2 separate regions of the Mus musculus genome follow, and region 2 is linked to region 1. Evidence: chromatin loops called from intact Hi-C (ENCODE). Cell type or tissue: left cerebral cortex. All regions are shown on one strand.

What was found. Hi-C counts contacts between places; a loop is a spot of excess contacts. Peaks named below come from ENCODE experiments on the same cell type or tissue, not always from the same donor. Only the 100,000 strongest peaks of a DNase experiment are listed, where the experiment ranks them.
Region 2: a loop joins it to region 1, with 3 times the contacts of the local background. A loop is called at or near these places in 5 of 42 quality-filtered maps.

What each region holds. Positions count from the first base shown.
Region 1 is chr2:23,515,635-23,523,634 of GRCm38, forward strand. It overlaps Spopl (speckle-type BTB/POZ protein-like), which reads right to left. Exons shown (of 11, transcript NM_029773.2): 8 at 2,195-2,317. Among named protein-coding and RNA genes, the nearest start is that of Spopl, 52 kb to the right of the region's middle. In left cerebral cortex, no CTCF peak of the experiment used is centred here; a DNase peak (open chromatin) is centred at 3,283.
Region 2 is chr2:23,180,905-23,188,904 of GRCm38, forward strand. Yme1l1 (YME1-like 1 (S. cerevisiae)) reads left to right here. Exons shown (of 19, transcript NM_013771.5): 8 at 122-204; 9 at 2,309-2,399; 10 at 5,274-5,426; 11 at 5,962-6,094; 12 at 6,876-6,938. Among named protein-coding and RNA genes, the nearest start is that of Potegl, 23 kb to the right of the region's middle. In left cerebral cortex, no CTCF peak of the experiment used is centred here; no DNase peak of the experiment used is centred here.

The DNA.
Region 1 (8,000 bases):
GACAATTTAAGCTATATTTTGTTTAGTAAAAGGAAATAAAGCAATGAGCATATTACAAAAAGAGAGCTTAGTGAAACTGTTCCTAAGTGGGGAAAGCATAACAGCAGTCTGCTAGATTTTCCATAGTGGACTTTAAAGAAGTTTACAGTCCTTTTTCTTGTGGCATCATTTTCAAATTTCTCCTTCTGGGTAGCACCTTTATTTTATCTCATTCTACTGTATGCTGTCTGCAGACACAGTACCCTTTTAAAAATCCCCTACTTATTAGATCTTCACTGGTGTGCATATTCCCCATTGTGAAAAGTGTCCTAATACCTCCATTTCTAATTTGGTGGAAAGAACCCAAGCTTAGCTTTAAGGATGCTAAACCACAGAAAGGCATTCATTCCACTATCAGGAGATAATAGTATAGTTACCAAGCTGCCTTATTGAGCTCCCTGGCTACTAAGTGTGGAAATGCCTAGCTGTAGAAGTAGTGACTGCCTAGCACCCATTTGTACCTCTTGCTCACACGTGCCGCCAGTTCCCTCCTGTAACCACTCAGTTTCTTTTCTACTACTTTACACTTAGTGTGTAGCACACTGTATCTCTTCTGCCACTATTCAAACTTGAGGAACGATTTAACCGAAAGCTAAGTAAATACTGTAACTACTAATTTTCTGCAGTTATTAAAGCTGCATTAGTAGGTTTGTTGAGGTTTAATGACAGAAAATAAATAGCACTTATTTAAAATTTTTACCTTGATGATTTAATACAAGCATAAACTCATCATCCAAAAGAATGAATATACCCTTTGAAATTTATCTTTTACCATTCAATTCCAAGCAGCTTCTGTGCTACTGAGATGTGCTGCTGAGAAATGATCTTGTATCTTCATAAGTTATTTTCACAAATGTAATTACACAGTATATACTTACCATCTAGTACTGCTATTCAGTGTGACTATTTTCAGGCTCGTGCACATCATTGATCATAGTTCAGCCCCTTCTTACTGCTAAGCATTAGGTCCTTAAATATGAACATCTTTTTCTCATTCCTCTCTATATATTTACATATGTGTGTATATAAATGTATATATGTACATAGCTCGTTTGTGTACCAGATACCTACTATAACAATTCATTTTCTTTTCTAATACTTCAAACTTAGCATTTACTACTGAATAACATATATTTACAAGTTGATGAACATTTATATTTATTGCTAGTTCTTAACTATTACAGTTATAAATACCGATATAAATCTCCAATCAAAATAGGTATATGTTTTTAGTGGGTGGTAGAAGGGTTAAAATTCTCAAAGTAAACACAATGGAATACATGGCAAGTTTTTATTTGACTTCAAAAGAAACTTTAATTTTCTAAAGTGGTTGTACCATTCCATGCTCCTAACAAAAGTGTCTGAGAATCTTAATTCTTCCAGATCTTTGTCAAGTCTCATATATAGACTTGATTTTAGTCATTATAATGGGTGTATAGATATACACCATGATGGTTTTAATCTCTACTTCTTTAATGATACTTGTCATTTTTATTTAATGAACTTCATTAGTATATTTGTTAAGTATTTAAACTTTATCTACTCTTTTTTCTCCCCTGAAGATTAAATGTTCTTTACACAGTTAGAATATAAAACTGCTAAGTGTATGTATGATAAATATGTTTTTAGGATTGAGACTGAGAAGATCCAAAACTTTCCTGATATTTTTGCAGTTTCTCTGTGTTGAAAAAGACAGAACATATTTACAATAGAATATAACAAAAGTATTAAATTTTTCTTTTCTACGCTATCATATTAAATCTATAAAGAGAACAATGTAAAGCACATTGTTTTGAAGGGAAATACACAAAGGTTGTGCAGTGTACTCTAAGCTCCAATAACATGTTATATGCAACAATATGTTGCATTTATCTTAGAAATTATTAAGCTTATGCCTTAATCCTCTATGGAAAATTCCAGGCCCCTCATACTTTCCTATCATATTGATATTTTAGACCATTTTTTTCTATAGTAGTCTACTTTATTCTATTTTATAAAAATATGCAAGTTATCTAACAAATAGTACAACTTAAGTTATATCAAAAATTACTTTTAGCTTTTTATGTATAATAGCTTCCAATAAATAGCAAGTTGGAGGATTTTTGTTTTTGTTTTTTTTTTTTTTATTTTGTCCTTTAAAAACCCCATTACTTACTTTGTCTGCAGCTGCCAACAAGTTGTCAGCCATTTTATCAAGATTTGGTGCTTTTCCTGTGTAAACAAATCTCATCATTTCTTTAAATACCTCAGGGTCTAAATCATTTATTTCCACTCGATTCTATTATCAAAAAGAATACAAAAAAATTAGGAACAGGTACACAAGTGACTCCACATGAATCTTTGACGTTAAGTCTGTCGTAAGTTAATCATTGAAACTATAATATAGGCTATTTTAAGAACAAAAGCATACACTGTCTAAGAGATATGGCCAGCCAGAAAGTACATACAGAGATAGTGAAGCTACTAAGTGAGAACCTTCTCATTTTTTCATAATTAAAAAAAAGACAAATAAAATACTGCAGTTCAAATAAAATACATCTGCGTAAGTTTCTGAACACCATTTCAGAAGATGGTTACCGGCTTTCCCTGAGTACGTAATATAGTATCTAAACCTTACAGCCACAAACTGTATTCACAGTTTTTAAGCAAAAGAACAGTCTACAAATACTTGTAATGAGAGCTCACTAGCTTAGAAGACTTGCTTTTGCAAACTGCCAGGTGATATTATTTACTGGTCATGCTAGCTGTGCTTACTTAAGACATACTCCAAATAAGACCAGTTGCTTTTATACTTCTGTGTTCTCATATCCAATTCTCTTTTAAGGTAAAGGAAGCAGGAAATGTCAACATTTCAGAAACAGTCTTGGGTCATTTTGTGAAGTCAAGATGTTAGGAACATACATGACATAATGTTATGTAAGTTAAAATATAATTTAGTTTAACTTTTTATGTGATGTCTAAATTTGCTATCAGGCAGCTCTGATAGAGCTAGGAAGAAAGAGCTCAGAAGGACACTCCAGGCAGGCAGCCTGGTGGTTTAGGTAAGAACATAACCCAAGACAAGTCTTGCTATGCTGATGGACTAAACAGGAGGTGGTGCTGATCTGCTGATGAACCAATCGCCAGGTGTGAGGCCTGATAGAGCAAAGCTACCACCTAATGAACTGATACTAAATTAGAACTTTGGAAATGGTTCCCAGGATCATACTGCTGTGTTCCAGAGAAAGGTTTCTCTAGCTTATGTTGATATTCATTTGCAAGATGTGTGTGGCCCTGGGCTCACGGAACCCCACCTGTTGATCACATAGCCTATGCTCTCAAGGATGTCCTGGACACTCCACGAGTGCCATCCTCCCAACCTCTTCACCGTGGATATGGCCTGAGCCTGCAAGCTTCTGAAGCATCCGCACTATACAAGCATTTTATTCCCAGCCAACTGTTCTCCGCTTAGAGATGTTTAACTTTTACTTTAGCATGCTATCATAAGGAACGTTTGTGTGAACAAACCAGGCAAATTTGAAACACAAATTTTGTGTGGATACCATAATTGCTGAGCACCTCATAGCCCACTGATAAGTGCTCTTCACACAAGGCATGTGATGAGCCTTCAGATCCCAGCTTATGTCACCCTGTGAAATTTGGGAGTGTAAGGGAGACTTTGGACTGCACCTGGCCACCCTCTGAGGCCAGAGAGCCCACTAACACTTCAGATCCCACAACAAGATATGCTTGGAAGTCAGGGAACTTAAGACTTCAGACCCTACTCTGGGCTGACATTTCATTGAAGTCATAAAGTAGCAGGTACTTCATTCCCAAACCCAGGGATACCTCTAAGGTGGAGAGCATTTGCCCCTACACCACATTGTTCTGTGAAGTCAGGGAATGAACTGAGACTGGTTCTATAGCTGGACTCTTTGCACCTCCCACCTGACCTTGCAACTATGTGTTATTTTTACGATATCCAAGATGAATGCAGTAGGACATTCTGATATCGCACTGTTCATACTTTTCTTTTATTCCCGTCCATATTTGTTTTTCAGTTGTCTTAGTCCTCTTTCTCTGACCTCTCCTCAGAAACACGTTTGTCTGATTGACAAACTAACATGACTCCTCCTCCTCCTCCTCTTGCAGATTAAACTGCTATGTGTTACCCGATTATTATTTTACCTGCAATTATTTTAGTCCTCGATTCTCACTCTGCATTTAAGTATCTCCCCAACCCTGCATAATTTTATCTTCCACTTCTGTTCTTCGACCTATTTAGCAATCAAATGCTTAGTATTACTGTGACTTTCCCTCACTCATGCCCACAATAACCAATACATTATTACACAAAGTACTATCAGTGTCCTTTTAATCACCAAAGCACTTCAAGTATTTAAGATGTGATTGTACTTTTTTCAGTGCAATCACTGCTACAGTGAGTGTTGCTGCAGGCAGTAATCAACTCTCAGGGGAGCTATGGAACTAGAGCCCTGTGTCCTTAACATCATTAAATTGATTCTTAAAGAGGAAAATATGAACTCAACTCTATACAACCTAGTCTTTCCTGAACACTGTAAACATGTCAACTGAAAATAAAAGGTAATCTGAATTTAAAACATCTGTAACAGCAAAAAACTCAACCATTTATCTAGCATCAGACGAACAGTGCTGATGCAAAAATCACAGTTAATCCGAGACACTTAATCTGCTACAAAAAATTTACCAATCTCATAGAACATGCATATGTTCAAAAAACACAAACTGCTGAAAGAATTACAGAGAAACACAGTTAATATAAAGGAAGTGTAGATGTACTGGTAAATATCCAATGGAAACATTAATAGAAGAGTACAGAAAGATATATTTCAAGTTCTGAAAGATCAGAGCTGTCAGTCTTAATACATGTGGCAGAACTGAAGTAGAAAGATGATAAATGTAGGATAAAGTAATTAATGATCACTAAGCCAGTTCAATAGAATACTGGAAGGGAAGCTCTGGACTGAAGAAAATAAACAAACAAAAAACCAACCAAACCAAAAAGCCCATCCAAGACGCTACAAGTAAAAGTAGAGGGTACTAAAGTAGTTGTTAAAAACATAATGGACAACAAAATTTAAGGAAATTTTGGAATTACACATACCTTTTAATAATAACTGAATATTAATGTTCTCATTTATTCAAAGTGAACCACATGAGAAGAGCACTGGATTAGAAAACAGGATCCTCCTTTTTGCTTTTTACATGAAACATAGCTCACCATCAAAGACAAACATTACCTTATAATGGAAGGACATAAAAATGTATTCCAAGCAAATGGCATTAGAAAACAAACAGGTGTTGCTTGTCTAATTGCTGAGAAAATATACTTCAACCCAAATCTAGTAAGGAGAAATAAAGGTCACTTCATTCATACTCATTAGGTAAACAATTCATTAAAAGGACATTACAAAATCCAAACGTAAAACACCTTCAACACAGATAGACCCAATTTCATGAGACACTTATAACTAAAGATATAATCAAAGATTATTAACACCAACATACCAACAGTGGGAGACTTTACCACTCTTACTATAAGACACATGATCCAGATGAATATAGAGATGCATGGAATTAAATTACCTCAAAAGATGCAACAGGCATAACAGAAATATGGAACACTACCCCAACTATACACTACAGAATATACATTCAGTAGCCCATGGAAATTTACCCCAACTAGACTACAGATGAAATAGAAAGCGAGTCTCAACAGAATTTAGGGAAACTGAAATAACTGCCTATATCCTATCTTACCACAGTGGAAGAAAGAAAGAAAGAAATGAACAGCAAAAGTACAGAAAATACAGAGGGAGGTGCTTGCAGCCATTGGACTGAGCTAGGGGTCCTTGATGGAGGAGTTGGAGAAGGGACTGAAGGAGCTGAGGGGGTTTGTAGCCCTGTGTGGGGAGCAACAGTGTCAACTGGCCAGGCGCCCCAGAGGAGTTCCTGGGGACTGGACCACCACACATGGAGGGACCCATGGCTCCTGCCGCATATGTGGAACATCAGAGAAAGGAGCGGCCCTTGGTCCTGTGGGGGTTCGATGCCCCAGTATAGGGGAATGTCAAGGCGAGAAGGTGTGAGTAGGTGGGTGGGGGAGCACCCTCATAAAGGCAGGGGGACAGGGTATGGGATAGGAGGTTTCCAGAGGGGAGACTTGGAAAGTGGATAACATTTGAAATGTAAAGAAAGAAAATATTCAATAAAAGAAAAAAAAAAAAAGAAACCTCTGAAAACTTAAAAAAAAAAAAACAAACCTGAAAACATATAAACTCAGAGAGATTAAATAATACACCTCAAAATAATAAGTCATTGAAGTAATCAAAAAAATATAAAAATTCCAGTAAAGAACAAACACAAAAATGTAATATACCAAAACTTAGGCGATACGATGAAAGAAGTTCTAAGAAGGAAGTTCATAGTCCTCGATGCCTCCAGGGGCCGAGGGTGGGAGAAATATGCAACCTGAAGTCCTATCCTGGTACCTACATGCTGACTCCTGTCTATCCTAGTGAATCCCCTGAAAGCAAAGGTGAACACATTTAGAAAACTGAAATAACTCTGTGTATCAAATCTGATCAATGGAATACAATTTAAAAACTCCATCCAAATGAACCTCTCAAAATTATAAGACTCAAGGAGCAAAGAAATCAAAAAAGATCTTTTAAATATACATGGGATTAACTGAAAATATAAATACAACAAAACCTCTGAGACCCACTGTAAACAGTTTGAAAAGGAAATCTTATACCTCTAAGTTCCTACATTAAAAATTTAAAAGGGAAAAGCCTCAAAGACATGGGTACAAGGGAAAAATTCCTGAATAGAACAGCAATGGCTTGTGCTGTAAGATCGAGAATCGATAAATGGGACCTCATGAAACTGCAAAGCTTCTGCAAAGCAAAAGACACCGTCAATAAGACAAAAAGGCCACCAACAGATTGGGAAAGGATCTTTACCTAGTCCAAATCAGATAGGGGACTAATATCCAATATATATAAAGAACTCAAGAAGGTGGACTCCAGAAAATCAAATAACCCCATTAAAAATGGGGCTCAGAGCTGAACAAAGAATTCTCACCTGAGGAATACTGAATGGCTGAGAAGCACCTGAAAAAATGTTCAACATCCTTAATCATCAGGGAAATGCAAATCAAAACAACACTGAGATTCCACTTCACTCCAGTCAGAATGGCTAAGATCAAAAACTCAGGTGACAGCAGATGCTGGCGAGGATGTGGAGAAAGGGGAACACTCCTCCATTGTTGGTGGGATTGCAAGCTTGTTCAACCACTCTGGAAATCAGTCTGGCGGTTCCTCAGAAAATTGGACATAGTACTACCGGAGGATCCCACAATACCTCTCCTGGGCATATATCCAGAAGATGTCCCAACCGGTAAGAAGGCCACATGCTCCACTATGTTCATAGCAGCCTTATTTATAATAGCCAGAAGCTGGAAAGAACCCAGATGCCCCTCAACAGAGGAATGGATACAGAAAATGTGGTACATTTACACAGTGGAATACTACTCAGCTATTAAAAAAAATGAGTTTATGAAATTCCTAGGCAAACGGATGGACCTGGAGGGCATCATCCTGAGTGAGGCAACCCAATCACAAAGGAACTCACACAATATGTACTCACTGATAAGTGGATATTAGCCCAGAAACTTAGGATACCCAAGATATAAGATACAACTTGCTAAACGCATGAAATTCAAGAAGGAAGGCCAAAGTGTGGACACTTTACCCCTTCCTAGAAATGGGAACAAAACACCCATGGTAGGAGTTACAGAGACAAAATTTGGAGCTGTGACAAAAAGATGGACCATCTAGTGATTGCCATATGCAGGGATCCATCCCATAATCAGCTTCCAAACACTGACACCATTGCACACACTAGCAAAATTTTGCTGAAAGGACCCAGATATAGCT
Region 2 (8,000 bases), 330 kb before region 1:
GTGCGCCACCACGCCCGGCTCAAAACACCATTTCTTTCAGATTAATTTGATAAAGCTTCCAAGACAGGCAATTTTTCTAGACTTTGAAATCAAATATGCTCGAATATTTTCTTCTTGTTAGTGCGCTTTCGGACAACTACAGGACTTGATTCTGCGGTAGACCCTGTCCAGATGAAAAATGTCACTTTTGAACATGTTAAAGGGGTAAGTTAAGAATTTTTTCTTTTGCTTTTCTTTCTTTTTTTGTTGTTTTCTTATATTTTGTCTAATTGATACTCTGCATTAGGCTTCCATCTGGTTATATCAAGCTGCCCCAAATTTTTCTTGCAATTTAAAGCTGTGAGCTCTGTTTGAATTACAGAAAGTGAATAATTTAGGAAAAGGTTGATATGATTGATATGTAAAATTTGAATCATTACAGGCATGTTAGAAAAAATAATAAAAATAATGGCCTCTAGCTGACAAAAAAAAAATTTAATCATTAATATGGAGCCGTGACCTTTCTATTCTGTCTGAGGGATGCTGTAGTGGTTAAGCGTGCTTACTGGTCTTGACAAGACCTAAGTTCAGTTCCAGTTACGCACAGGTAGCTCACAACTGCTTATAACTTTAGTTCCAGGGAATCCCACTCATCTTCTGGCCTCCATGAGCGCCTGTACTCAGCATGCACATACTCTACACAGGCATACATAATATTAAAAATTACAGCACATCTATCTATCTATCCATCCATCCATCCATCCATCCATCGTCCATCTATACACCCACCTATTTACCTACCTACCTACCTACTTATCTATGTAGGTTTTTCAAGATGGTCTGTCTGTGTAACAGCCCTGGCTGTCCTGGAACTCACTCTGTAGACTAGCGTGGCCTCAGACTCACAGATCCACCTGCCTCTACCTCTTGAGTACTGAGAGATTATAGACATGTGGCATCATGCCTGGTGATGAAGTAAATCTTTAAAAAAATGAATTCTTGTTGAAGCTGTTTTTGGTTGAAGTTTTTTGCTTCAGAGGGGATGAGGCAATGTCTGAGTATAGAACCAGAGATAGACTGGCAACTAAACCACAGAACTGAGTAAATTCTGACAAAATTTAAGTTCATGTGAGCAAAGTAACTTGGCAGAATTTACCATAATAGGTTTTGCTATTGCACAGTTTTGCCACACTTTTTAAACTTACATAATAATCATTTCTTGCCCAGAATTTTTTTTTTTTTTGGTTTTTTTGAGACAGGGTTTCTCTGTATAGCCTTGGCTGTCCTGGAACTCACTCTGTAGACCAGGCTGGCCTCGACTCAGAAATCCACCTGCCTCTGCCTTCCGAGTGCTGGGATTAAAGGCGTGCGCCACCATGCCTGGCTCAGAATTTTTGAGTATGCATGTATATATAGCACTGCTTCTAAAATATAAGAGCTGTTTAGAATATTAGTATCTTGATGCTGTTAACTCAACCCAGTAGCTTTCCTATTGCTCAACTAGAGATATTTTTTGCTACAGAGAGTGGGGGCAGATAATGCTTATTTTGAGAAGTAAATGGTATCTCTTACTTTATTCTTAGACTTTAAAATTACCATTTACTCATTATTTTAAGTAAAGATATTTTAGTCTTTCACTGTGCAGTGCCCTTGGGTTTTCTTAGAAAAGGAACTCATTCAGGTGTTTTTGAAATTTAACATATTTGCTTAAAAGTACATACATAATAAATTTCAAGAATGAGCACATGTGTTTCATCAGTTTCCAGCCCAACAAAGAACATTAGAAGCCCACAGCCTCCCAGAGGCCTCTTCTGTTACTGTCTGCATCAGTGAGAGGAGAGTCTCCCTTCTGTCAGACACTTCACTTTGCTTCTACTTTTCTATCCTAATAGCTGGAGTACACACAGAATGCCCTGTTTTGTACCTTCCTTTGCTCAGCATGATGGTCTTGGTTGGGATCTAGCCATGCTGTGCCATGGAGTGGTAGTTCATATACTTTTGGGAAATTTTCTAGAAATATAATCATGACCTAAACAGTTTCGATTGTTCAGATTGCCCTTTGTCTCTGAGCTGTGATCTCCGTAATAGTTTCAGTTGAAGCCTGACTTGTTTCTCCTACTGAGTAAAGATGAGAATGTCACAGGACCTTTGTTGGCAAAATAAGGATGCAGTGTAATTAGAAATAAGGTTTGACAGAAAACCTTTCGTGTGTTAAAAATACTTTTCACTGAAAAAGGCCAAGTTCACTCAAACCTACATTAAATATATGATTACCAAAGATAATCTTTGATAGTCTAACCATTATTATTTGGTAAATTGACTGTTTAAGGTGGAGGAAGCCAAACAAGAGTTACAGGAAGTGGTTGAATTCTTGAAAAATCCACAGAAGTTTACTGTGCTTGGAGGTAAACTTCCCAAAGGTAAGAGATTCTCCCTCTTATCATGATTTGGTGTAAAACATAAAGTAATATATTACAGATCTTATTTGATAATATTATAACTGATTGAAATTCAATTCCTAATTATTGTTTATAAAGATATGTGCCTATTGCACACATAAAGTTCTATGACTTCTTTTTAATGAGATATAATGCTTCTCTTAATACTTGGCTGTATATTTACCAAAAAGGATTTTTTAAATTAAAAAAAATTTAAAGTTTATGTATATGGTATTATTTTGCCTATGTGTATGTCTGCCTAGCCTGTGTATACCAGGTGCTAGTAGAGGGAAGAAGAGAGCATCAGCTTTTCCCAAGATGAGTTATACAGGTTGTGAATTGCTATGTGGGTGCTGGGAATTGAAACTGTGTTGTCTAGAAGAGAATCCGGTGCTTTTAAATAGTGAGCCATCTCTCTAACTTGACATAAAGATATATTTTTTTTCTATAGCATTTGTATAGTTAAGACTAGCACTTTTACATGGATTTAGAATTGTTAACTTCTCTGTTTATACACAAAATTCATCATTTGTTCTAGTCTCAATCTATTTAATGTCACCCCCATCAGGGTCAGGCATGAATCCAGGGTCACACTAAGCACTGATGTTTTTGATCTTGTATGGGAGATCTAACTCACTTACCTTGTGCAAAGTTGCTAAGTGCCATTAACATTGAACTATACCCAACTCTTCAGGTGTTTTGTTTTGTTTTGTTTTTCAATATATATATGAGAAAAATTTTGAAGTTTTTTGTTAAGTGAAACTATGGAAATTGTACTCATGATCTTTGTAATTATAAAGACAAAATGGTAATTATTTTTAGCATGTGTACTTTTATGTAAACATTTATATGATTTTCTTTTTCTACTAAAGATGGCAGTTTGATGACCACTTTAACCCAGGTTTTGCCCTTCAGTCAGATTGTTACTTAGAATAGTTTTGTAAGGGATAGGTGGGTCTGCATCTCAGTTTGTATGGTGCTTATCCATTATGTCTAACAGCTCAAGATTTGATTCCCCCCATGGTAGAAACTGAGCCTGTAAACCCAGCCTGTGGGAGGTAAAGCAGGTAATGGAGTAATTTGAGGTTAGCCTCAATAATCCGAGACTTAGCTTTATATTTAAAAAAGGGAACAGATTTATAGGAATAGAATTTCTATGTTAAAGGTTATAATTCGTTTTTGTTTGTTGTCTTTAAAGGTTTGTTTCAGGCTTGTAGTTTTAGAGGTTTGATTCCACAGTCCTGATCCATCATTGAGGTTTGAGGTGAGGCTAAGCATTACAGTGCATGGTAGCACAAAGCTCATCTCACAGTAGAGGGCTGAGTGGAGAAGGTGGTTCGCTGTAGTAGACACAGCCTACCCTTCGAAGGCACGCCTTTGCATGTGTGGCTCAGGGTAAAATACACAGTCTGTCCTTTGAAGGCTCAGCTATTAATGTGGAACAGGATTGGAGATAAAATCCACCCTTCAGTGGCCCATCTCTTCACTAGCTTCTGTCTCTCTTAAGTTTTGACAGTCTTTCAGCAGTAGCTTAGGCAGGCCTTTAGCAGGCAATTAATTGATAGGTGTTTCAAATGATCCAGACTGCAGTGTAAGGCAAGATTTTAGACTACTGGGAACATCTCTTCTGGGAGTTCTACAGAGAAAGTAGGAGTATGTTCCCAAAACTTTTCCCAGTTAGGGACATGGAGATATAATATTATAGAGAGAATATTTAAAACTAGTTGCACTTAATTTCTAATAAAGCATTATCATAAATTTATGGAAAGATCTTGAGATATATACTAAAATGTATTAAGTTAATACTGATAAGCAACTTAAGCCAGTCAGGTATCACTAAAGCACGGTAATACTATGTGACCTTCATGCTGCTTTTTAGCTTGTCTATACTTTTTAAAAAATGTTAAAATTGCAACATCACTGCAGCTTTATTGCTTTTTAATGTAAATTAGAAAAGTTATATACAAATAAGGGATTACCTTTTTCCAACTTACTATGGGAAAGTCTTACTGTTATGAAAACTTAAATATTTGGGAAACCTTGGAATAATAGCAGTTAACATTTATGTATTATCAATATAGACCCAACAGTATTTGACATTTTGTCAAATAATTTTTCTGTGTTTGCCTATATGCATTCATTTCTCCCTTGAACATAAGAGAGCTATAAATATCAACTGTGCCACCTGAATGTAGAGATGCTGCTCTAGTCTTATCTAACGCAGCCCAAATTCGCATTATTTGTTTAATATTGGCTTCTCTTGTTTTGTTTTTAGTTTATACCTTATGTCTCTAGAAAATATTTTTTTTCTAGGAAATATTTTTAGTCTCTTATGGAAGTTATTTATCATTTCATTTATATTTGGCTGTTTATTTTTTAGTGTGAATTTTATGTTGTTATAAATTAATCTGTATTCCTTTGTCTTAGTACTCTTTTCTTGTCTTGCTTCTTGATATGTGGATTTTACACACACACACACACACACACACACACACAGTTTGATATAGACTCTCATTCTGTTCCCCCTGGCTGGCCTGAAACTACTGTAAAAACAAGGCTGGTTCTGAATTCACAGAGAATTTTTGCTTTTGCTTCTGCCTCCCAGGTGCTAAGATTAAAGGTGTGGACAACCTCTCCTTGCTACAAGTAATATGTAAATGGTACAGAGAAAAATTTAAAATGGAACATAAACAGAAACTTGTTGGTTGTTTTTTCTCTTTGTTGTTGTTTGTTTGTTTGTTTCTGCCATGTTTAGCAATATTGAACATTACTGTTACAGCAGTGAGTATTTGTGATAGAGCTTCTTATTGAGGGATTTAAAAATTAATGACTTGTTCTTGTCTCTTTTTCTTCTAGGAATTCTTTTAGTTGGGCCACCAGGAACAGGGAAGACGCTTCTTGCCCGAGCTGTGGCAGGAGAAGCTGACGTCCCTTTTTATTATGCTTCTGGATCAGAGTTTGATGAGATGTTTGTGGGCGTAGGAGCCAGCAGGATCAGAAATCTTTTTAGTATGTTTGGTGTATATTTCAAACTGGTAGAGAAACAGTAATGTTTTCTTTATCCTTTCCTTGATAATTGGCTTTAGTTTCAGGTAACTTAATGAAGCTATGTGCTTTATTTAAACAATTTTACTTTGTACATATGTGTGAAATATATACAAAGTAAATATTCTCCTCTACCTTTTTGGGGGGTTCAGGAATTGAACTCAAGCCCGTTTGCTACTGAGCTCTCTTACTGGCCCTGCATTCTTTTCTAATATAGGCTAAACAATCATAAGGCCTGGTAGATGTGCTAGATGAAGTTAGGGACTGTTGATGTTGAAAAATTCTTGAGTTTTTTTGTTTTTTTATTTTATTTATCAATTCTGTAGCATGTAATTAATATTTATTAGCTTTAATTCTAATTATATTAATTTGTACAAATAGGAAGAGTGGAAACCAGTTCTTAAACATGACTCTTTGATAGTCTTACAGTTTTTAATATTTTTATGTTCAAAAAGTGTTGATTTCTTTCAAGTTATTTGAATATTTTTTGTTTTCTTAGGAGAAGCAAAAGCAAATGCTCCTTGTGTTATATTCATCGATGAATTAGATTCTGTTGGTGGAAAGAGAATTGAATCTCCAATGCACCCGTATTCAAGGCAGACGATCAATCAGCTTCTTGCTGAAATGGATGGGTAATTGAGTCTTGGTTAAATATGATAAAATATTTTGAAAATTAGCATTTATCCTATTTTAATGGCAATTTAGAGTAACAGGTACCTTCCATTATTTGATATTTACAAAGTTGGCTTTATGCAAATTCTTCTCATGGAAGATTTGGTAAAATTGTATAGATATTAAATGTTATATATGTTTAGGTAACAGTCAAATGTAAGAAGTCAAATTTTTCTTTGAATATTGTTTCCCTTACTAATTGATGTATCAACTCCTCTCATTTGTTTATTCATTCATTCTAGTTATAAGTGGAAAACTGATTCAAGGTCAAACTGGTTGACTTAAAGAAAGATACGGAGTTTAGGTATAGCTTAATGGTGAATCTTTTACCGCTAGTATATATGAATTTCTGAATTAGGTCCCCAGTGCTGACTCATACACTCCCCTCCCAACATACATAAGGGATAATACACTAGTTTCTATATAGTTGATGACTGAAAAGGAAGAAATACTGCCCTGAATAAATTATCTTAATGTCAGTGTAAGACATTTTGACTAAATAAAGGTCGTGTATCATATAATTTGAATTGATAAAGTTAAAAATAATTTTTCAAAATTTAAAGAGGAACCCGGGCTTTTTAATGTCAGTTTTCTTTTCTAAGGAACAGTTGGTTTGTGATTTGTGTAACCACTGGTTTATTATCAGCTAAGGCTAGCAAAGAACAGTTTTGTATATAGGTATTGTTACATGTAAGCCATATTTCAGTTTTCAGTGAAATGGTACTTTTTTTCTCTCTCTAGTTTCAAACCCAATGAAGGAGTAATCATTATAGGTGCCACAAATTTCCCAGAGGCATTAGATAAGTAAGTATGAAAAGAAAAATTCTGTGAAGAATATGTGCTACAACATTGTATTAAGAAAAGCCTACCACAAAATAACTTGTACAGTTCCGTTTATAGAGAATATTCAAAATGTGCAAATCCAGAGATAGATAGTGACTGCTAAAGGCTTGGAGAACATGATCTAATTACCAGTGGACATAAAATTCTTTTTTTTTTCCCCCGCCCCGACATAAAATCTTAAGGAAGAAAATAATTCTAAAATTATTTCAAAGTGACGTTTAATATATTAGGTTTTGCAAATACATTAATGATTTGCAAATAATTAATAAGTAAATAAGTAAATAATACTAATATTAAACCCGGGTGGCTTACTTACTTTGACTTTAGAACTGTTAGAATTACTGCTCAATAATACTGAAAACATATATCACATTTAAACAGAAAGCAATTTAAAAATACAAATTTATAGCATTAAAGGTTTGTCTTGGGGTTGAGGCTAGAGACGGCCCAGTGGTTAACAGAGTGTACTGAGCTTGCCGTGGATCTGAGTTTTGTTCCCTTTACTCAGGCTCTCCAGCTTACAGCATTATATAACTCCAGCCCTCAGGGACTGAGCATTTTCCTTTGGCCACTGTAGGCGTGCCTCTTCCATATTTAGAAACAAAAATAAGGTTAAATTAAGTAAAAAACTTATGTGAGTTATTTTTTCTTTGATTAGTAGCTTGTCTTTTTCTGATATAACAGTCCAGCATGTTAAATAACAATTAAGAAGGGAGTATGTCTTTTTTAAAATAATTGCTTTATTGATTTACTTATTTATTTTGACTTTTATTAAGCTTTTACTTTTGAGATAGGTTCTTGCGATGTAGCATAGGCTGGTTTTACATTTGCTACTATTCTTCTGCCTTAGCTTCCCAAATGCTGGGACTATAAGCTGGGACCATCAAGTTGTGACTTCAAAAAATGACTATAAAGCCAATGCCCAAATCATAAACAATAAACAATGTTTAGTTCATTAAACGATGAGTTCCGAGGGTACTTCCCTATCAAGTCTCTTCTTCCTAGAGCCCTCTAAGTCGCAAT